Linked DNA regions of Homo sapiens: all the other regions are linked to region 1. The links are chromatin loops, found by intact Hi-C in ENCODE. Cell type or tissue: heart right ventricle. All regions are shown on one strand.

Region 1 (8,000 bases):
CTTTTGTAGCAATAGTGGGAGAGGGTGGTGAGAATCCAACCAATATGAGAAATCCAGGCCAGGCATAATGGCACACGCCTGTAATCCCAGCACTTTGGGAAGCTGAGGTGGGTGGATCACCTGAGGACAGGAGTTTGAGACCAGTTGAAACCCCATCTCTACTAATAATACAAAATTTAGCTGGGTGTGGTGGCACCCGCCTGTAATCCCAGCTACTCGGGAGGCTGAGGCAGGAGAATCGCTTGAACCCGGGAGGTGGAGGTTGCAGTGAGCTGAGATGGCGCCACTGCACTCCAGCCTGGGCAACAAGAGTGAGACTCCACCTCCAAAAAAAGGAAAAAGAAAAAGAAATCCAGTCAGCAGGAAGATGGGGCTCACTCTACCTGGGAATGTAGGACGGTGTCTTAGAGCTGCCGCAGAGCTGCAGTGGGAGGATTAGGGACTCTGGAGCACTTGTGTTCTGCATTCGTCTTGTATAGACACTGACGTGTTATTTCATTTGCTCCTCACTGCAGTGTCATGAGGTAGACAAAGCAGGCATTATTGTTCCCATTTCGGAAGTGAGACAACTGAGACTTAGAGAGATTACATCACCTTGCCCAGTAAGTTTGAACCCAAGTGTTGTCATCATTAACTACATACTGTATATTTTATGTCAGATTCAATAGTTTCTGATGTAAAGGCCCAGATTTTAAGTGTTTTAGGCTTTGTGGGCTACACGGTCCTTATCACCACCAGTCTGCTCTGCTATTGTAGCATGCAGTTATTCATACAATACATTAAAATGGGGGCATGGCTGTGTTCCAATAAAGCTCTATTTACAAACATAGGTGGTAGGTTGGATTTGGACCCTATCCTATGCTAGAAAGCTATAACCGATTTTATGTGAAGAGTAAAGATTCACAGGGTATTAAATACACTTGTGCATTTTAATTCTCAAAAAGTAAATATTGGCCGGGCGTGGTGGCTCACACCTGTAATCCCAGCACTTTGGGAGGCCGAGGTGGGCGGATCACGAGGTCAGGAGATCAACACCACCCTGGTTAACACGGTGAAACCCCGTCTCTACTAAAAAAAGTACAAAAAAATCAGCCGGGCATGGTGGTGGGCACCTGTAGTCCCAGCTACTTGGAAGGCTGAGGCAGGAGAATGGCGTGAACCCGGGAGGCGGAGCTTGCAGTGAGCCGAGATCGTGCCACTGCACTCCAGCCTGGGCGACAGAACGAGACTCCGTCTCAAAAAAAAAAAAAAAAAAAAAGTAAATATTAAGTAACAGAGTGTAAAGGAACACAGCCTAACCTAATGTGATTCATGTAATAAGGAAAGAGCATAGGGAAGTTAGTTGAGTGGAGGTTACCTAGCAGTGAGGTGATGGGAGCTCAGGAGATACTCATGGAGGATGAGGGAGGTGGGTGATGCTGGGCAGTTATTTTCCAGGTGCCTCTGCCATGTGACTGCCCTGGGCCCCCCACAGCTCTCTTTTTTCCACTCTCTACCTTACTGTTCAGGCCTCTGCTGAGCTGTAAACCTGCATTTTCTATTCTGAACACCTCTCACAGAACCTCTCATCTCCTTTCTGATATGACAAATATTCCAGACCCTGCTTCCTGAAGGGAAGATGCAGGCTCTGCCCTAAGGTCAGGACAGGAAATCCTGGCAGGGAAGAGGAGCTAGGAGACTTGATGGGAATAGGTCTTTATTTCTTCCACCCACATCTGGTTCAGCCCAGTGACCCTATTATTTGGTGACACATTTCTGTCCACCCGGCTGGTTAGCTCTGCCAATAAGGCTAGAAGGGAAAATAGGAGAAACTCTAAGAGCAGAGCTCACTCTTTGAACATGGTACATTTCTTTCTTTCTTTTTTTCTTAATTCTTTTTTTGGAGACAGAGTCTCACTCTGTTGCCCAGGCTGGAGTGCAGTGGTGTGATCTTGGCTCACTGCAGCCTCCGCTACCTGGGTTCAAGCGATTTTTGTGCTTCAACTTCCTGAGTAGCTGGAACTACAGGCACGTGCCACCACACCCAGCTAATTTTTGTATTTTTAGTAGAGACAGGGTTTCACCATGTTGGCCAGGCTGGTCTTTAACTCCTGGCCTCAAGTGATCCACCTGCCTCGGCCTCCCAAAGTGCTAGAATTACAGGCATGAGCCACCGTGCCTGGCCTGAACATAGTAAATTTCTATTTATACTCAGAAAAATAGACTTCTTAGTAGGCCCAAGGAATCTCAAACTCCTTCTCATGCTCCTCAATGTACATTTCCAAGTGCATCTCATTCCTATTTTCTCTGCTATTTCTGTCACCTAGGATGTTTTCCCATCACCCCTCTTCTGTCTCTTCACCTACCCAGTTCCTGCTCATCTTTAAGGTTCAGCTCCACAGCTTTAAGGAATTGCTGTCTCCTTCATGGAGCTTTCTCTGCTCAGTTCTGTACTGCCTGTACCATTCATTCATTTAGCATTGTATTTTATACTGCTTTATGATCTTCCAGGTTAATTAACTTTTCACGTGTGTCTTGTGCTGTAATGACAGTTCAGCTACTCTAAAGCGTTGGCTGGGTTTTAAGTTATCAGTATCTTCCAGCACAGTGCTAGACTCATACTAAGCACACCTATGGAGTGGGCTACATCCACAACTATGATCTTTCAGTGGGCTTTAACATGGAGATTCCTTTCTCTCCATTTCTTTTTTTTTTTTTTTTTAACTTTTATTTTAGGTTCAAGGGTACATGTGCAGGTTTGTTATATAGGTAAACTTGTGTAATGAGGGTTTTTTGTACAGATTATTTCATCATCTAGGTACTAAACTTAGTACTCAATAGTTATTTTTCCTGATCCTCTACTGTTTCCCACCCTCCACCCTCAAGTAGGCCCCAGTGTGTGTTGTTCCTCTCTGTGTCCATGTGTTCTCATCATTAACTCCCACTTATAGGTGAGAACATGTGGTATTTGGTTTTCTGTTCCTGCACCAGTTTGCTAAGGATGATGGCCTCCAGCTCCACCCATGTTCCTGTAAAGGACATGATCTCGTTCTTTTTTATGGCTGCATAGTACTCCATGGTGTATATGTACCATATCTTCTTTATCAAGTCTACCATCGATGGGCATTTAGGTTGATTCCGTGTCTTTGCTCTTGTGAATAGTGCTGCAATGAACATATGTGTGCATGTGTCTTTATGATAGAGTGATTTATATTCCTTTGGGTATATACTCAGTAAAGGGATGGCTGGGCCCAATGGTAGTTCTGTTTTTAGCTCTTTTGAGACAAGTTCTTTCAGGGGCAGGTTGGAATGTGTAAGTGACCACACATGTAAAATGATCACTTTCTGTTGGTCTTCAGCCATTGTCCTCGGTCAAGTCTAATCAGTACTCTGTAAAATCCATGAGAGCAGAGACTGTGTTTGATTTTGCTCACTATTATATTTCCACCATTTAGCAGGTGCCTGACACATGGTAGATGTAATAATTATTGTCTGATGAAAGAAAGAGTGAATGAATATTATTTTTACCTGGTCCTGGTTGAATCCCTTACCCTGTGGGAAAGGGGCTGACTGTCAAGAAGTGAGGGGATGTCCTTAGTTGTCCCTTCTTGCCAGAGCATCTCAACCCCTCGGGATTGACCCCTCAACAGGTGATGAACAGAGATCCCAGAAGTAGTCACTTTCTGAGAAAACATCTCCTAATCTAACCCACCAAAGCTTGCTTCATAGTGTATTGAGATGTGCTTCCTGTCTTGGTCTGTCAAAAGACTTGAAATCCCTTCACAGTGTGAGTCACACATGAAGTGAGTGCTTAGTGGTGACTGTGTTTGCTGATTTGCTTATGAAGGCAAAATCTGATTTAAGAGCCAAAATTATATATGTATATATTCTTTGAACATCCCTAATCTGAAAATCTGAAATGCTCCAAAATTTGAAACTTTTTAAACACCAGCAGGATGCCACATGTGGAAAATTCCACATCTGACCTCATGTGGTGGGTCACACTCAAAACACAGGCTCATGGCAGTTTCCTCAGCACCCCCAGCTGTTCTGGCGATGCTACTGTGCTTCCTTACCCTTAACGTAATATTTTTTCACTGTATGACTGGTATGTCATTTTTTTTTACTGTGAAATACTTCTGTTTGTACACATGTCAACAATGATTCTTGGTAGCGTATCAGTTCAGTCAGGAATGACAGTGATGCCAAACCACCACAGACCGTCCACATGCGTGGCTGAGACAGGGCACCTTTGCTTTCTGATGGTTCAGTGAACATGAACTTTGTTTTGTGCATAAAATTATTAATAATATTGTATAATCTTACCTTCAGGCTATGTTTATAAGGTGTATATAAGACTTAAATTAATTTTGTGTTTTAGGCTTGGGTCCCAGCTCCAAAATGTCTCATTATCTGTATTTGAATATCCCCAAATTTGAAAAATTCAAAATCTGAAACACTTCTGATCCCAAGCATTTCAGGTAAGAGATTTTTTTTCTCTCTCTCTCCATATATGTATGTATTTATCGATAAACTTTCATAAAATATAAAAATTGTTAATACATGTGATTCACACATGATTAAATACTAGGGAGAATATACAGAATATTCATTCTGTCACATAGGACATGTTGTAATATATATTTAATTATCCACATGCTAAAATAGTTCATTTTCCTGAATAATGTTTTAATAAAAGTATTTTCCTCTTTTGGGCATTATGTAATAACACACTAAGGAGAAGGTTGGTTGTGTTTATTTACTGGCTTTGTGCATATTTACCACAAGGTGGCAGTATAGCAGCCCCTCCTTGCTTATTAGGGACAGAGATACACACCTCTTAATGTCGAGATAGCAGAGATTGTTTCTTCCCCCTCAAGTTTCCAAAGTCTAAAATCACGTCCGTATGTCCTGATTCGTAGCTAAGTAGATTTTTAAATTAAACGCATACATGCATAAGTCCAAATTCTCTCACACTCACAAAAACTCTCATCTACAACCTGGCCTGTATGACAGGATGAATAGTCTGTGTATTCTTAGTTAATCACGAGTGAATTGTATTAATAATTAAGCAATCTCTTGTGTAATAGGCAAAATCAGTTTTAAAACTTATTAGTGAAACTTTTAAAGCAGTTTAGAAGGCATAACCTATTTCAGTGGTGATATTGTTATAGGAGAAAAGAGGCCTCCATAGTTCTCGGTTGGCACAAGGAGAGAGAATCTACAGGAGGAAGGTGTGTGGGAGGCTGCGGGGAGAGGTGCATAGGAAGCTGTCAACCATTGCTTTTTGGCTACAAGCATTTACTGATCACTAATCGTTCATGAGTTTATTGTGTAAAAGCTGGTCTTTGACTTTTAAGAGCTTATGACCCAAAGCTATAGACAGCAGAGAAAGAAACCAGTTAATAGGTGAGAAGACAATCACCATTACCATGATCTAAGAAGGAGGTAAATAAAGAAGGAAGAAACACTGCTTTTATATGTCTTTCCAGGGGATGAGAAAGAGAGTAGAAACAGGCAGAATGGAATGGGTAAAAGATCAAGAAAATAATAATGAGATCCAGGTTCTTGCCTCAGTTCTGCCCCTCACCATTCTAGGTCACTGCAGCTTCCTCATGTGCTGAAGGAAACGTGGATTTAGGTTTTGGCTTTGGAAGCATTAACAGAAGTATGTTCTGCCAACAGTTTTTATTAATGGGTACTCTTCAGAAAAGATTTGTGTTGAAATAAGTGGGGAAAGCAAATGATCATATTGCATCTCATCCTCTCCCCCTCACCGTCAGAGAGTCACAATGTGTGTTAACATAGAAAGGCTCTGAGTAGCCTGGCATGAAGAAACTAATGTAACTTTGTTTAACCTAACACTTTGAACTTAATTTGACCATGGAACACAATTCCTCACGTCATCCTACTCCAAGAAATACCAATTAATATTGCATAGAATATTAATGACCTTTGGTAGATAATTTGGAAACCACAAATTGAGAGGTCTTCAAAGCCTGTTTCAGCTCTAGGAATCTGGATCAGAAGCTCCAGGAGGGTAGGGAACTAGATCCCACTGCTTTACTTTATCCCCAGTGCTTGACATAAAGTAAATGATCAATAATATTTGCAAAATCAATGAATGAACTGTGATCGTTTAGGTCTATTTCTCACTCCTTGCAGGAGGCATGGGCTCTGTCTACCCCCTTCTGAAGTTATGTGCATATCAAATTTAAGCAACTCCAGCTACAGAAAGGAGATAGGGACCTTTTGTAGTGTAAAAACACAAGGGAATTATGCTGAGTCTTTCTTGGCAATGTACGAGTGTGTCGTCTTGAAGATATTTGACCCTAATAGGATTGCTTTTCCATTTCCTCCTGTTTTCATAAGTCAAAGTCTTATTCAGATTCATCTGGGAAAAAAGAAGAAAACAAAATTAGTTGGAAGGAAATGACTGACATCCCCATTCTGAAGATCAAAGAGAAGGAAAGAATCTCAGGGGGGAGGGAGAATTAGAGGTTTCTAAGGACCAAGAGGCTCATGGTAGTGGACGATGGAGAGAGAGAGAGACTCTATAGAAGTGGGAGGCTCCTTGAAGGATAGGGAGACGGTGACTGAGTAATTGGCCCACACAATTAAGAAAGAAGTTTAAGAAGCTGCTAGAATAAGCTGAATAAGGTAGAGAAACCACTCCAGGTGCTCTGTTTGGGTTATAAGTGTATCTTGAGCAGAAGTAAGGAACTCAGGTGTATTCTATCAGATCCTGTGTACATGGGTATTCAGTTAAAAGCAAAACTTTTCTCAGGGTCCAGATAGCACCATTCTGCAATTAAAGACATAATATGGAAGGGGCAAACCCAACTCTACTGAAAGGATTAATAGCATAGAGTGCAATTTCAGGCTACACCCACCCAAAGATATCAGCTGCCTACTGTAAACTCCTTTGGTTAAGGCAAACTCTGGGAGGTGCCTGCTGAAATGCAATATGTGACCCAAAGAGAAACAGCACATTTACCCAAGAGTAATCATATTCACAGCACAGAGAACAGGGTCCTAGGACACAAAACACTGGAGAAGTAAATTTTCCTGGGGAAAGAGAAGCTGAGGAGCATGGGACAATGCCGCAGGACAGCACTGCACAGGCCCTGGGAGCTGGGAGCCAGGCCCGCGGGTGCCAAGGGCTTGCAGGGAACCCCAAATATAAGACGTGGGAGACATCGAAGGTATATTTTATCTGCTTCACCATTTTGTTCACAGCAGATGTAAAAAGAGACAATGTCAAGTTGAAAACAAAAGATCTTGGAAGACAGCCCAGACCTCCCCATTTCTGCTTTATATCAACTGTCCTGTTCTTATTATTTGTATCTAAAAATAAAGTATTGATGTGTATAATTATTAAATATTTGTACACATATCTGTACAATATATGTATAAATATAGTTGCAATTATTTTTAAAGTAAATTAAATCAAATTCAACATTTGAGGTTATTCTTGTAGTTCTTCATTCTTGCTCACTTGCATGCCAATATGATTTCTTAACAAGGAGAAAAAGGAACAGGGTTGCAATTGGCACTCTGAAATTGCATATAATATGGAGCCTGTAATATTTCCATCAAAAACAAGTGACTCTGGAGTTAATAACTGTAGTGATTATAAATCACTCCACTGCTTTACTCCTCCCCCTCCCACATTATCTCGAGTTTCACTACGATGTAGGTATCCTATGAAGGTGAGTCAGGTGTGCGAATGTCACCTGGCATGTGTGTAATGTGCGAAGAAGATTGCTAACTGTGAACTGGGCTCATGTCTCCAGCATTCAGATGGAGCAACACTGCTGGCTTAAAATGAGACAAATCCTCCGGACATGTGGAGGCCATTTTAAAAGCCATACCAGCTTGTAAGAATACTCTTTAACAAAAATTCCCGTCTGTTCAGATACAAGTCAGTTTTACATCCTTGATATTGCATGGTTTGTGCTAATTTTTCTAAGTCATTCTAACTTAGGGAAACAAATATTTCAAAGAAATAAACTCACTCC
Region 2 (8,000 bases), 810 kb after region 1:
TTGTGTCTGCTTCAAGCATTTGTTGAGATGAAATAAACCTACTGGCTTTGGGAGCCAGAGAAGAGAACCTGCACAAACGGGGAACAAACTCATCAGCCACATCCTCACTGTCCTCCTGAATCCTTACAAAATAAATCCCGCAGCCGCTGAATGTGGCAGGTTCTGTGACACCCCCTGTTTCCGGCAGAGGAAAGGAAGGCTGGGAGGGTGACATGACTTAGGCCAAGGTCTCATACAGCTTGTGGGGGCAGAGCCAGTATTGACTGAATCCAGATCGAGGGAGACTCAAGCCTGATCTTTCCCCTTCTCTGCACTGCCCCCCAGAACGGGAGCAAGATAAGTGAAAGTAAAACCAGCCAGGAGACTCCATGCATGCTTGCATTATGAGATACTCAGTTTGATCCAAACATTCTCAAACCTTGCTAGCTCACAAAGTAAGGAATTTGGGGTGGGGTTGAAAAGGGTCAGTAAATTAGATTTAGACTTCTACTTTGGTTAAAAATCCAAATTTCTAATCAGTTTACTGAAGAAGAAAAGTTGCTTCCACTACAGGCTGCAGAGTGTCCAAGAATCCATTAGCAAGATTTGGGGGAACTCCATTAAAATTTCTGCAGGAGATAACCCTACCTTCTCCACCCAGTTAGGGAGTCCCCAGCCTACTTAGGAGGAAGCTGCCAAGAGCTTTGGTCCTCAGAGAGGAGACAAAGCTACATCAATCAAGTCAGTATTTATTCAGTGCTGACAAGCCCAGAACTGGGATCTGCCAGCAAGAAATTCTGGTCCCTGTCACCAATTTGTTTATAATCTGACTAAACAGAGATCTGCTTACGCAAAATGCTTTGTAAGCAATTCAGTAAGATTTAACTGCAGGCTAGCCCAGAATGGGTGCTTAACAAATATGTGTTTCAGAATTTCTTTTTCTTTCTTTTTTTTTTTAAACTTGTAAGAGCTCAGATGCAGGAGAGATCCACGGGCCTCGGAGCTGCTGGGAAGGTTTCATGGCTGGGGGTCAGAATGGGGATGTGCACTGGATGGGGAAGATTTAGAAAGGGAAGAGCCTGAGCAAAGCTTTCATCATCCCCGAGCCCTGGTGTGTTAGTCCGTTCTCACACTGCTATAAAGAACTACCCGAGACTGGGTAATGTATGAAGAAAAGAGGTTTAATTGACTCACAGTTCCACAGGCTGCACAGGAAGCATGGCTGGAAGGCCTCAGGAAACTTACAATCATGGCGGAAGGTGAACGGGAAGCAAGCACGTCTTATCATGGCAGAGCATGGGAGAGAGTGCACGAAAAAGGAAGTGCCACACACTTTTAAGCAACCAGATCTCGTGAGAACTCACTCATACCCCGAGAACAGCAAGGGAGAAACCCACCCCCATGATCCAATCACCTTCCACCAGGTCCCTCCCCCAACACTGGAATTACAATTCAACATGAGATTTGGGTGGGGACAGAGCCAAACCATATCACCTGGAGAAAGTGGACAGTTGTGACCCAAGAAGGCTGTCTCTTCTCAGGTCCCAGTTGAGCGCTTGCTTTTGTGACATGAATGTCCCCTAACCTTTTTTACTGGCACAGTGACTCATGGCAAAAGCAATGCACTTTGTCCCAAGCAGAGACTGCAGCAGTAGGGAATATCAGGAAACCTTGGGATCTGCCCGCCTGCAGGTGGTGAGGTCCTATTAGTGGGTGGACAACGCGTCCTTGTTTGCCATGGGTGTGAGATCATTGCTCTGCTGTCTGCTGGCACTCCCCTGGAGCTGCCTCAGGCTGGTGGGTGAGTTAGGTCTCTAAGGATGTTCCATACAGGGACTGGCCCTAAAGTTAATGCAGCTTAGGCTGCAGGACCCTCATTTGCACAGGCCCTCCAAGGCTTGGGAAGGGTCCAGCAGTGTTTTCACATTTGCATGATTACATTGTTTTTTCTTTTTCTTTTCTTTTTTGAGACAGGGTCTTACTCTGTCAACCACACTGGAGTGCAGTGGCACAATCTCAGCTCACTGCAGCCTCAACCTCCTGGGCTTGAGCAGTCCTCCTGCCTCATCCTCCCAAGTAGCTGGAACTATAGGCACACACCACAATGCCTGGCTAATTATTTTATATATAGAGAGAGAGATGGGGTCTCACTGTATTGCCCAGGCTGGTCTCAAACTCCTGGGCTCAAGGGATCCTCCTGACTCGGCTGTATTCCCAAAGTGCTGGGAATACAGGTGTGAGCCACCACACCCAGCCAAAAATAATATATTTAACTGCTATCAGTTATGACTATTTTCTGTTTCTACTCTCACTTTCCTTTCTCCACTCTTTCCCTGTGCCAGGTGGGATGGACCAGCCATGGGCATATCTGAAGGTACATTGAGGCAGATGAGAATGCATTGAGGGTACATTTATTTGGGGTTTTGTTGGATACATTTATGTGGCTTACAATTACTTCTGTGAATTCTTCACTTATTACTTATTACTAAGCTATCTTAGGAGCACCCTCATCTCACTCCCTGCCTAGTGTTATGACGGGAAGAACCAGGGCTATCCCTATACACTGTGTCCTATGGCATCTGGCATGAGAAGTACATAGATTGTGGAGGAAAAAGGTTTGAAATGAATCAAGCCAGAAGGTGGTCTGTGAAAAATTCTTCCAACTGTCAGACATGGAAAATGGTAAGCCAAAGGTTCCATTAACAACTACTAGTCAATGGCGGAGTATGGTGACTCATACCTGTAATCCCAGCACTTTGGGAGGCCGAGGCAGGTGGATGGCTTGAGCCCAGGAGTTTAAGACCACACTGGGCAGTTTAGTGAGACCTCATCTCTATTTAAAAAATAAATTAAAAGAAAAAAACTAATCAAAATGGAATTTGTCTCCTGTGAAGAATATGTTAGCCGGGTGCGGTGGCTCACGCCTGTAATCCCAGCACTTTGGGAGGACAAGGCGGGCAGATCATGAGGTCAGGAGATCAAGACCATCCTGGCTAACATGGTGAAACCCCATCTCTACTAAAAATACAAAAAATTAGCCGGGCGTGGTGGCAGGTGCCTGTAGTCCCAGCTATTCTGGAGGCTGAGGCAGGAGAATGGCGTGAACCCAGGAAGCGGAGCTTGCAGTGAGCTGAGATCGTGCCACTGCACTCCGGCCTGGGTGACAGAGCAAGACTCCATCTCAAAAAAAAAAAAAAAAAAAAAAAAAAAAACGAATATACCTGATAATACAGCACATACAATTATGAACAAACTTTGCTTTTTTTCTTTTTGGAGGGGATCACACAAAATACAATTTTCAGAATTTCTCTATAGGTATGGGATAAAACTGCAGAAGCACTACAAACAGCAAGTTATAGTCATGTGTGAAATCCTATGTGTTATGCATCCCAACCATCAATAATAATTACCAAGCAACCACGCTAATAGGAACAGCTGAATTACATTTCTATTTTCTCTACTAAAAATGATTGTAGAAAATTGCAGACACATTGAAAGACAATCAAAGAGTATAAAGCTAAAGATATGGGGGAAAGAAGCATTAGATACGTTAGGGGGCTCAGTAATAAAAATGTGCATTTTTTCTGGATTTGGAGACATTTGTAGTCTTTTTTCTAATTGTGATCAGTTGTGATTTATTTTCTCATTCTAAATAAAAATTTATTTTCACATATACATTTGTATTTGTCATTTTCTGTTATCTTCCTAAAGATGACACCCAAATTATATACGCTCTGGGCCTCACAAAACCTTGATCCACCTCCTGAATGTCCATATTAGCTTATAGAACTGATAATCATCCTTGCCAGGACCATGGAAAACACTGATTTTTGTTTCTCTGGTAGACAGGCAGTATGTTATGATGCTTAGGGGCCAGGAACTCTGGGACCAGAATGCCAGAGTTCAAATGCCACGTAAAGCATGACCCACAGTTTCTATCATTTATAAGACACTTAGAAAGTGCCGCTTCATAACACTTCGTAAATATTCACTATATTATTATTAGACTTAGACATGTCTTCTCTTGTTCTAAACCCTTATCCAGTTACAATAATTGCAAGATACAGAATTTTGAGAAATCATTTGTGATTATATTTTATGTACAGCAATTTTTAAATGAAACACTACTCTAAACTAAAAGTAAAGAATGAATTAGGGCTGGGCACGGTGGTTCACACCTGTAATCCCAGCACTTTGAAAGGAGGTGGTGGCAGGAGAATCGCTTGAGCCCAGGAGTTTGAGGCTGCAGTGAGCCATAATCATGCCACTGCATGCCCTCCTGGGCAAAAAAGCAAGACCCCAACCCTAAGGGAAAAAAAAAAAGAATGAATTGGAGCTCTCTGTCCCTTTGTTTCCCACCACATGGTAGCATGAGGATGGAGTGCAAGCGCTGGATGAATTCAGCTTGAGTAAAGCCAGGTGATGGAGAGGAGAACGTGTAAAGGTCAGAGGTCCATTCACCAATGCAATGATCCTCACTGCCCCAACGCTAAGCCAGGGAGGAGCAGGGCTTCATTCTATTCACTAAGGGGATTTTACTGACCCCTTGTGGGAGAAGAGGTTGGTGCATCCAATAAACATCCCAGTTTGGGGAACATGTTCTCCTGCAGTCCTTCACCCGAAAAATTCAAGGAACAGAAAGGTGAGGTAGGTTACTAACTGCCCGAGTTCTTCCCATTCAACTCGAAACTCTTTACAGTTACTTCTCAGATCAACTTCTTTCCTGACACTCTTCAGAGTTCTCATCAAAGGCAGGAGGAGTTTGATGTCAGGAATATGGGCTTTGGGTGTTCAAAAACAAAATGAAGGAAGGAAAGCAGGGAGGAGGGAAGCAGGCAGGGAGGGAGGAAAGATAAGAAAAAAATTTTTTGGATCTTAGCACAGCTACTGGCAAATGAAAGACTGTAAGCAATCTGTTTAACTCCCTGGGCCTCCCTATCCTCACAGGTGAAATGAAACTCATAATGCTAATGATTGAATCAGATGGTGTATATAAAGTGCCCGTGCGCAGCCCACAGTGGATGCTAAATAAGTGTCTGTTGTTATCGTTAAACATGATGCTGCCATATTTACTCAGTATCATGATACTCATTCGACAGTTACTTCACACTACTATAAAGCACATCTTTTGAAAGAAAAAAAAAACAGAAGTTTCTTTTAAAAGAACAATTTCCTCAGCAGAGACCAGGCTTGACATAGTCTCTGACAGTATACACAGATGGAAACCACTTCTTGTCCAGACAGCCCGGCTTACCTCGTGCAGGCCAGGCCATTCCGGGGTGGAGAGGGTTGGGAGGGGTCACGGACAGCACCACCCCTTCTGTAGAGCGGGCGGGGCAGCCTAGCTCGGGCGTGTCTTCACTTCTTTTCCCGTAGGAAATGCCTAGGGTCCTACGCAAGTAAATTCTCTTTGCTGCGACTGGAGAGAGACGATTCCCATTTATCCAGCCTCCTCATGTTCTGGCCTAAGACGCCCTCGGCCCTCCAGGGGAGTGGGCTCCCGAGCAGGGCGGTTCCACGGTTAGATGGAGAGGAGGGGCGCGGGAAGACCGCACAAGGCCGGCTTCGCTCCCTCCGCGGCAGGTACCAGGGGCCTGGGCAATGCCTCCTCACTCTTTTCGCCTTCGTCCCCAGGGGAGGGGAGATGGGGCTGAAGGATAACAGACACAACTAAACTGGAGAGACTGGGTTAGAGGAAAACGAACTGCCTGGCTTGGAACCACTTGGCCAGACCCCTGGAGTGAATCCCACACCTTTCCAGGCTGCTTGACCTCCCTACTCATTAAGCCAGTGCAGCCCAGAATCCTGACCTCCCAGGCCTCCTTCCCAAGGTCCCCCCGCTCTGGAATGGCAGCATCTCCGACTTTTCCTTTTTCTGTCTCCCGCTACAGAGCAATCGAAAAAATAAGTTCTTCTATGTATAGTAAGATATTAAAAGTCATTATTGACCATGCGCAGTGGCTCACGCCTGTAATCCCAAAACTTTAGGAGGCCGAAGCAGGAGATGGCTTGAGTCCAAGAGTTTGAGACCAGCCTGGCCAACATGGCAAAACCCCATTTCTACCAAATATATATATATGTATATATATATTTTAAATATATATATATGTATATATATATTTTAAATATATATATATATTTTAAATATATACAACATATGTATGTATTATATATATGTATGTATGTATACAAAAATTAGCCGGGCTTGGTGGCACACGCCTGTGGTCCCAAGCTACTTGGGAGGCTGAGGTAGGAGGATTTCTTGAGCCAGGGAGGTTGAGGCTGCTGTAAGCTGAGATCCCGCCACTGGACTCCAGAGAATGCGACAGAGCAAAACCTGGGCATCAGAGTGAGAACCTGTCTCAAAAAAAAAAAAGTCATCGTTGTTAAAATGTGAAAAGTTAGATGAGGTCATCATGTATGCTATATGTATGTTTTTAAAAAGAAAGGAGATACCAATACATACATGCGTGTATTTCATAATATTAAAATAAAAAACAGTGTATTTTTCTACTAAAAATACATTAAACACTGTCTCTACTAAAAAATTAATAAACTATACTATTGTTTATAGGAGAATGAGGAGCTGAGTGGAAGAAACAGGGATAGAAGAGAGACTTCTTCCTTGCAGATGAGCAGTCTGGGTAATAATCATTATCATCATTTAAAAAAGAAAGAAAAATAGGAAGATAGACTTCTTTGAATATATTGTTTTGGAGAACTGACTTTGGAACAGTGTACATATTTTTCATAATTTAAAATGAAATTAATAAATGAATTAATAAAATAATTCTTAATATCCAAAAGTAAAATTAAACTTCTGCACCCAGTTGATAGCATAACTACACAGATACTATACCAACAGACTGTAAAACACGATAATTTGATGATCTATCTCTAGTTAGATACACCCTAATGATAGAGCCAAACAAAAAAATTCAACTTTTCGGAAATCATATTGTTGATAACATTAATATTGTTATTGTACAATAAATCAAATAATTTTTAAAACATTTTTTAAAAAGAAATGTAGGTATAAGATCAATAAGGTGGCTGGGTACAGTGGCTCATGCCTGTAATCCCAGCACTTTGGGAGGCCAAGGCAAGTGGATCACCTGAGGTCAGGAGTTTGAGACCAGCCTGGCCAACATGATGAAACCCCATCTCTACTAAAAATACAAAAAATTAGCTGGGAGTGGTGGCTGGCACCTATAATCCAAGCTACTCAGGAGGCTGCAGCAGGAGAATTGCTTGAAGCTGGGAGGCAGAGTTTGCAGTGAGCTGGAGTGCCCGCTGCACTCCAGCCTGGGCAACAAGAGCAAAACTCTGTTTCAAAAAAAAAAAAAAATCAATAAAGTTGTAAGCAGTCCTGAATTTGAATTGCAAAGTTCAGTTTGAACTCACTTATTTTTTTTCTTTAAAATATTCTTAGCCAACTGGGTTTGGTGGTTTACACCAATAATCCCAATATTTTGAAAGGCCAAAGAAGGAGGATTGCTTGAGGACAGGGGTTTGAGACCAGCCTTGGCAACACAGCAAGATCCCAACTCTACAAAAAATAAAAAATTAGTCAGGCATGGTGGCACGCACCTGTAGTCCTAGCCACTTGGAAGGCTAAGGCAGAAGGAGCCAAGTACTTGAGCCAAGTAGTTCAAGGCTACGGTGAACTATGATTGCATCACTGCACTCCAGCTTGAGCAACAGCGTAAGACTCTGTCTCTTTAAAAAAATCAAACAAACAGAAAACATTCTTAGCTCTTTCCACTGAAAAGAAAAAGTCTAAGAAATAATGACCAGCCCAGTAGCACTGACGCCCCTGATACCCACATTGTGATCTCTAAATGTCATTTCCTTAAACAGAATCAGGACTTCTTGGAGCAATGTTTTATTTCAGGTCAGGCATTTCAGAAACAAGAAAGCCATCAAAGATTAACAGATTTGTGTCAATAGGACTGCTGAATGAGTGTCTGCTAGCCAAAGATGGGCAATGTGAGCATCAGTGAAGACAAGAACTGAAATAC
Region 3 (8,000 bases), 95 kb after region 1:
GTAGAAAGTTATTACCTATTTTCATTTTTGCTTTGAAGGTTAAAAAGAGTCTGATTCTAATAATCGATTTACCTCTTAAATAGGGAAATAAGTCTGACTCCTGGGAAAAGGACATAAATTAACCTCTGGAAGTCATCAGAACTTATTAGCACATAAATGCTTCTGCTAAATCTGTCACCTTTCATTGAGCGCTCTGCCCGTCATGGGCTGTATTTGAGTTTTGTGGTATGCACTTAAGATTTTTAAGTGTGAGAGACATTTCCTTCTTTCAGGGTGAGGCAGGGTGACCCAAGGTCTCTGAAAGGTAAATACCAACTCCCCTGTCTCCCGAGCGAGCGAGCGAGCGACGGGCCTGTTTACAGTGTACCACCCTTGTCTGCAGGGAACATGCTTCACATTTTCTTCCAGGTGACGGGCTGCCTGCCAGTGACACCGCACACCTCGAGAGCTGCACAGTTTCTGCAGCAATATCATTCCTCTTCGGCTCCACCCTTTCCCTTTGAGCTTTACATTTCGTCCTTGCTCTGTGCAGTGCACCAATCAACACAAATTCAGGCAACCCCTCATTTCTCCCTCCTTTGATGACCCTGAAGCTCATCATCTGGCCAGCCCATCGCAGCCCAGAGCCATGTGTTGGGCGTGCTTCTGCCGTGGCGCTGGGAAGTCTGTCTGGGTGCTGTATTGTTTTATATTTTTCTCCCTCCTTCCCATGGCACCCTTTCTGCTGTTCCTTTCCCACCTTAAAAATAAATCCAAGGATATGAATAGCTTGAAATGAACTAAATCGGTCATTGTTATTACAGGAAAACTTTATACAGAATGCAAGCAATAATCCGCTTATATACACTGCGCTCTTACACAATAACTGATCCTTCATCGCTCTTCTCTGCTTGGCAAACGGAGTAGCTACCTTCTCATTCCCACAGTATTGTGTAAACATGAAAAGAAGCCAGAAGAGGTTCCTTTTATTTTGTTTTTGTTTTTTTGTTGTTTGCTGGCTTCAGGCTGGGCCCCAGCAGAGGGCGAGTGGCAGGAGGACACTTGAGTGGATTCTGCAAAAAGCCACACAGCTTTCCTCTGATGGATCAAAATGGTAATATTGATTCTATAAAAGTTTAAAGAGGTATTATGGCTGATTGGCAGGCATCCCTTTATTGAAGACATATCAAACCACAGGAAAAACTACTGGAACAGCTACTAGAACCCTATGGTTAATATAAAGTTTCCCAAATTCTGAAATTAAGCCTCCTGGCTGCCACCCTGGAGATATTAAACAAACTGTATATCTTCTATGTGCATCACTTATTTGTAAGGATAATTATATTCTTTTTCTGTTTTCCTACACCTTCTACTTCAGAATACACTAAAAACCCCCAAGTCACTTGAGCCCAGGAGTTCAAGGCTGCAGTGAGCTATGATTGCAGCACTGCATTCCAGCCTGGGTGACAGAGAAGGATCCTCTCTCAAAAAAAAAGGAAAAACAAAAATAAAAATTCCCAAGTCAAACCTTTAGTAAGAATTAGACTAAATTATTAAAAGCAATTTTGGAAAAAGAATTTACAAATGCAAAAAGAATGAGCAATTTACCTAGATACTTTGAATTTGCCAAATGAAGCTGATGCTTTGCAATGAAGCCTTTCTCATGCAAATCTGAAATTGCAGATGAACTCCAAATGGGATCCCTGATCTGTGATAGGAACAGATGAAGAAATGAAGCTTTTTATAGTATTTTGATGAACACTTTAATATTTCTCATCTGTCCTTGAGAAAGACATAATACATGCTAGCCTAGGGCTTGCTACATTTGGTATTGCTGTTTTTAGTCGTTAGCAAATTTTCTCAATGCTTTGGCTCTTTTTTTCTTTCTTTTTTTTTTTTTTTTTGAGACAGAGTCTCTCTCTGTCGCCCAGGCTGGAGGCTGGAGTGCAGTGGCGCAATCTCGGCTCACTGCAAGCTCTGCCTCCTGGGTTCACGCCATTCTCCTGCCTCAGCCTCCTGAGTAGCTGGGACCACAGGCACCCGCCACCATGCTTGGCTAATTTTTTGTATTTTTTTTAGTAGAGATGAGGTTTCGCCGTGTTGGCCAGGATCGTCTCGATCTCCTGACCTCATGATCCACCTGCCTCGGCCTCCCAAAGTGCTGGGATTGCAGGCGTGAGCCACCGTACCCAGCTAATGCTTTGGCTCTTAATTAGGACTAAGAAACATTTAGCAAAAGCTAAAGAGTCAGCTGGGTAATTAGGAAGTCAGGTCAATCAGTTCAACCTTTTCTATGTCCCTGCTGCAGGCAGGGCACTGAGTTGAGCGTCATGTAGGATATAAAGGTGAGTAAGAAATAGATGCTTTCCTCCAGGAGCTAGGAGACTAGCTAAGAATCTAGGATAAGGACACAGCACTTCAATCGAAGACATTAAGATGGTACAAATAAAGTGTGTAGGTTCTATTTATGGTAACCTAGGAAACATAAAAGCAAAGGAGGAGTTTTAAAAAATACTCGCTTGGAAATTAACATTTCTCTAAGATCAATGGTCAGTTCTCTTTATTAGTCTAGAGGCAGCAAACTTTTCTTTCCTGGGGCCTTATCCACAGCAGGTGCTTAGGTTACTTTATTAGAAATAGCAATAGTTTATGAGAACTGGACAGAAAGACTGCCACCTTCTTCACTCTCTCTAGCATCAGTGCAAAATCATGTGGAGGTTTGATTGTTAAAAAGCTACTAGACATGGTTTTGTGGTTTGCATTTGACCTAATCTACAAGATTGTTTTAGAGCTAAATGTTTTGAGGAAGGATCCATAGATCTTAAGAAATAAAAGAACTATAAGCAAATTGATCCAACTCCTTGTTTTTAAATAGATAAGGTGTCTTTAGTCCCCATTTGATGGACACTATTCAGAGATTGAATGCATTGCTGGAAGTTGCATGTGGTATAAGCATAGGAAGACTGGACTCCTGGTCCTTTGCCTCCCAGGACAGCGCTGTTGCACCACCTCTTGTAGATGAGAAAATTAAAACACAAAATTCCTGCGCATTGGTAGAAAACTCTTGTTTTTGTTTTCTTGCCTGTTAATCCAAACCTCTAGCTATAAAATAATATTATTCTTGGAGATCTTAATTGTCATTATTTATGTAAGATTTATACCACATCTATTTCCAAAAAAATTTTTAAATACATTGCAACCTTATATACACTACAGAATAAAACATCTAGAAACAGAACAACACCCTTTTTTTCTGAAAATTAGACAGAGTTAGCAAATAGCTGACGGGCAAGCATATGTTATTCCACTCCAGGATGGAATTTAGTTTTGAAGTTTCTTTGCAGATGAGATAAAATTATAAGTGTGTGAAACTATATTATTCCCTTACCTATTGGCTTTAAATTGGATTTCCAAATTTAGTAGAACCCAAAAATGAGAAGAAAGTGTTTTTTAATAGACCTTGTAGATGATCTTTCAAGTTTTGACCTTGTATAAAGCATTAGATTAAGAAACAAAGTATAAAAAACAATTACTCTTCAGTACTTGTGTGCATGTGTTTTAGAAGGATAATGGCAGTGGGCACATTTCTGGACCTGCAGCATGGGTGGGGAAAGTTTCTCTTTTGTGGGAGGGATGTCTAAAGTTTTCTCTAATTGTTTTTAGAATACCTATTTTTTTTTTCTAGAAAGAACGTCGGTCCTGGCAGTCTTTCAGCCACAAAGCTTTGAGAAATGGGGCTAAATATTAATAATAACTGCTTGGATTATAATGAGGAATCAATCAAAACACATACTGTTGATGAAGATGCCTTGAACACCGTGGATGCTGTAGAATAAGGGATTATGACTACAGCAATTCTTGGCTCCCTTCTCTGTTTGTTTAAGGGTTACACAGGCTTTGTTTAATATCTCCGTGTCTCAGTCCTTTCGGTTGAAGCACAAGGCATGCTTCAGCCACCTGAGATTAACTGCTAAACCCTGCAGCAAGCCAGCATCTCCTCCCTGCTGCCTCTCATCCGTCAGGATCTGCTCTGGAAATGGGCCAGTGGTGACGTGTGGGAATGCAGCCCTTTGTGTTTGTTTTTGGTGTTGGATTTGGTGGCCTTGGTCACGGATTGGCTTCCTTCTTTGAAACTGAACATCTTCCATGCCTTTGTGATTGAGTGACAAAAGTTCAACCTGCACATGCCAAAATGAACAGCCTAGAAAACTGATTATGGTTTCAGGACCAGCTTTAAAAAAAAGCAACAAAACCCTTCCAGTCACCCAGAGTTCTAAACATAATCGGTTGGTTCCCAGAAGTACAATAAAAGGAAGCCAGAAGTATTTTAGTCCCTAGTTGTTTATGAATCAACCTGATTTTCTTTTTCAGACTTTGAAGGTCACAGAATCAAATCATGTGGAGCCATTTCCATCAGTCCTCCTACCCACCCTTTCTCCCCTGTTCTCTGTTGCAAGTAGGGTTTTGCTAGGTTTAAGTAGAACATTGCTCAGAATTTCCAGGGGTTCTTAATTAAAGCAGGTTTCTTTTCCAAGAAAGCTGCCTTGGAAATTACTGGAAGGGAAGCAACAGTGACAAGTAAAGCAGGCGTCAGAATACCTTCAGTGTACCCCAGCCCTGCTCCTCCCCTAGAGCACAGGCTCAGGAGTTCTGCTGGCCTTAGGTAGAAGCCAAGGAAGAGGGGCCTGCACTCATCTTTCTGAGTAAGCCAGGGCACTTCATGTCTGGGATAAAGCCAGCAGGGCATGGGACATGGCATGGAACTGAATTTATATAGGAAGTAGACAATTAAGCCTGAGTCTTAGACACACACAGGAAGGTGACAGAAGAAGAAAGAATGACGTTTATTATTTTCTAGAGATCTAATCTAGAGAGCTTCAGTGTCCTTGCCATAATGTGACCTTTAAGGAACACAGCAAAAATCTTGGCATATTGCTTGCCAAATATTCAGGCACCTATTATGTGCCAATATGAATAGCACATAATAGGTACCTGAATAATGTAAGTTCTCTTCCCCACCTTTCCCCCACTTTTCTGCACATTGAATAGGATGATTTTAATTTTGCTTTACAAATTATTCAGTTATATCTGTTGTTATTTCATAATGTAAACAATTTCATATTGCTTATATTTCTTTTTTAGGACTTAATGAATAGCAAGGAAATATTTTTGTAATTGATAAGCTTGTTATGCAATTCCAGAAACCTCCTTTCAATGCCTCTAACATCCACATGGTACACTCTGGCACAAGTCAAAAAATATATTAAAAATAAGAACTAAGAATTATCAGATGCCAACTATGTGCAAGGCATTGTATTAGGTTCTTTATCTTAGGTTTTCCATTTAACCCTCAAAACAACCCCAAGGGCGAGGACGAGTCTTTCCCATCTCCCTGTGAGAAAGTAGCTTCAGAGAGCTCTTGCCCAGGTCTCACTGTGAGCAGGTGGCAAAGTTGTTGCTGGAGTATTGTTTACTCAAACTCCAGGGTCCAAGTTCCTTCCACCTCACATAATGCCAAGGCTCTACTGTAGGTACAGGAAGCGAGAGCAAGAGATCTTCTCACTGCCTTCCACAATGTGGCTTCCTTAAAAGCATTTGAAGAAGGAGATGGATTCTACCAACTGTAGACAGCATCTCTGCTGGGGCCAGGCTGAGGCAGGACGGGTCTTGGGGGTGGAGTCAGGATACTCCTTTCTCATCCAGCCTCCAGCCAGCTGTTTGTGTTTGGATTTTTCTGGGGGCTAAGAAGTTTCCCGGTAAGAGACGGTGAACTGGGTCTTCAAAGGGGGTCCTGATGTACACCAGCTCATCTGGAGAACAAAATGGGGAGAGCAGGGCAGGGTGACAGAGGTCAAATTGCTGGGGAGATTCTCCGGATGCCTGAGAGAGGGATCGACCTAAGGAAGGGGGATTCAGGCAGTGAGTCCAACTTACCAACAAGGTTGTGGGGCTGAGAGAAGGTGTAGACCTTAGATTTTCTTGAATCTGCCCTGACCCCACCACTTTGCAGGGCTCTGTGCAGCCTGGAGTGGGAACGGCTGTCTGTGCATTAGGAGGTGCCACTCAGTAAGCCAGGCTTCAGCATCTTCCAGCCCATGCTGCCCTGCTGTGGTGCCTACTAGCAGCCGGGACCTCAGAGAGCAGGGAGCTACTCTTCTCACTTTGTAACCAACTGCCTGGAGTACCCAAGTGCCAGGAGGATTGAAACCGGCACCCAAGACTTCGCTAACATATCAGGGGAGGCAGAGATCAGCAGGAATGTGCCATGGCTGTGGCCACAGTGGTGGCGAACAAAGGCAGCAAGAAAGGGCCTGGATCCTTGTGTCAAGGCTGGGTGGTGGTGGCCACGACTTGGTCTAGACAGATTCACAAGAATGTCTGAGACATCACCGGGGACTGCAAGAAATAATTAGGGCTGAGTACATAAAAAGCTCCTGCAGGGAGCAAGTTCCTTTTATGCAGGTAGGGAGCCTTACGCCATAGAAATTGACAATCAGTGTTACTATGTCTGCATAGACAGGGGAGGCCTAGAGTTAAGTTCCATGAGCAATGGAGTTACGCGACCCAGAATAACAAGGCTAGTATGTAGGAAATAGTATTCAATTTTTGTAGGATTAGATCACCTCAGCCCGATAGGCTGGGCAAAAAGCCCTAATGGCTGTGCACATATCCTACCTCCAATAACTTAGATTCCTCCCTGTCCCTGGCTTGGCTACTCCCCCACACTGAGGGCCACAGAGAGGCGATGGAGTTGGTTGCTATGCTGTGCAGAGTTGCCACTGAAATGTGCTGGGAAACCAGGCTTGATAACTGTACATGGAACAGCTTGTCCTGACCACGCTTTCTCTGAAGAGAGCCAGAGGCAATGCTTCAGAGTGCTAGTGGTATGGCTGGGCCTGCCGGGAAGCAGCTCTGAAGCCCTGGCTGTGAGGCTTAGTGAGAAGGAACACTCCAGTGCAGTCATCAGAAGGTGCAGTCCCTGGGATGAGTGTGAGGATGTGAACTGGCTGGGGCAGCAGCACCAGGAGATGACGGTGAGCACAGCTGCCAGGGTCACCCCAGCTCCTCACCGGACATGGCCTGGGCCTGTGTCTCTCTCCCTGCCCAGAGTGGAGTACTAGCAGGCTGTGGGAAGGCTCAGATCGGGTTACCAAGCCCTTTGTACCCCACCCCAGCACTCTGAACTACAGCAAAATCTGGGGCTCTTAACTTTTTGGTTCATGATCCATGGATCCTTTGGGCAGTATGATGAAGCCTGCATTCTCCTTCTCAGACTAATACTTTAAATGCATAAGATAATATATTTAGGATTAGAAAGGAAGCCAGTTATGTGGAAATATGGTCTGAAACATCCCCAGAAACGTCAAGAAATAATTAGGACAGGGTGGAATAAAGGATCTTGAAAAAGGTTAGGGTTCCTTCCGTGCAGCTGGGGGCATGCGTTATCGAAATGTTCAGAAACTAGGTTTGTGATATGAAAATATCTGTGCGTCTGTACAATGCAATGCATAACAAGATTAAGCAGCAGGTCTAATACCATAATTCTCCAATTCTGACACTATAATTCCAAGTAGTGATGAGCATAACTGTTATTTCAAGATACCTGCTACAACTGAAATGTGATTTGAAAAATCTATAGTTTCTAGTGGTAACGAAGTCACAGATATACTGACATACTGATGTGGTGTGCTGTCTACATTCATAAGAAAATGCTAAATTTAAATTAAAGTGTAATGAAAAGAAAGATGTATTTTTTCCCACACTGTTTCAAGGCACCCCCCTAAATTCTATCTATAGACCCCAGATTGAGAACTCCTGTCTTCTGTGCTTGTGCAGAATGACTTCAGGAAAACACACACCTGGTTCCGAGTATGTTTTCTTAGCTCAATACCAGTACCATGTAACTATAGTTGCCTCAGGGTGTGTAATAATGACTAGGCAATGCACAATGCCATTGCAACAATGTGACGAAGGCTAGCCTGTATACCTATGAAATTCATTCCCTGCAAGGCTGTGGAGGG

The links. Peaks named below come from ENCODE experiments on the same cell type or tissue, not always from the same donor. Only the 100,000 strongest peaks of a DNase experiment are listed, where the experiment ranks them.
Region 2: it touches region 1 in a loop (2.6-fold over the local background); 11 of 110 quality-filtered maps call a loop at or near these places.
Region 3: it touches region 1 in a loop (2.2-fold over the local background); 20 of 110 quality-filtered maps call a loop at or near these places.

Annotation. Positions count from the first base shown.
Region 1 is chr18:22,701,281-22,709,280 of GRCh38, reverse strand. No RefSeq gene overlaps it. Among named protein-coding and RNA genes, the nearest start is that of RBBP8, 230 kb to the left of the region's middle. In heart right ventricle, a CTCF peak has its summit at 4,755 (motif pointing right); no DNase peak of the experiment used is centred here.
Region 2 is chr18:21,894,450-21,902,449 of GRCh38, reverse strand. It overlaps LOC105372016 (a long non-coding RNA gene), which reads right to left and starts at 5,517. Exons shown (of 4, transcript XR_935276.3): 1 at 5,234-5,517. In heart right ventricle, CTCF peaks have their summits at 4,333 and 4,532 (motif pointing left); a DNase peak (open chromatin) is centred at 4,507; H3K4me3 peaks cover 350 bases.
Region 3 is chr18:22,605,858-22,613,857 of GRCh38, reverse strand. It overlaps LOC124904262 (a long non-coding RNA gene), which reads left to right. Exons shown (of 2, transcript XR_007066307.1): 1 at 1-1,093; 2 at 3,665-4,304. Among named protein-coding and RNA genes, the nearest start is that of CTAGE1, 190 kb to the right of the region's middle. In heart right ventricle, no CTCF peak of the experiment used is centred here; DNase peaks (open chromatin) are centred at 4,027 and 6,857; H3K27ac peaks cover 3,680 bases.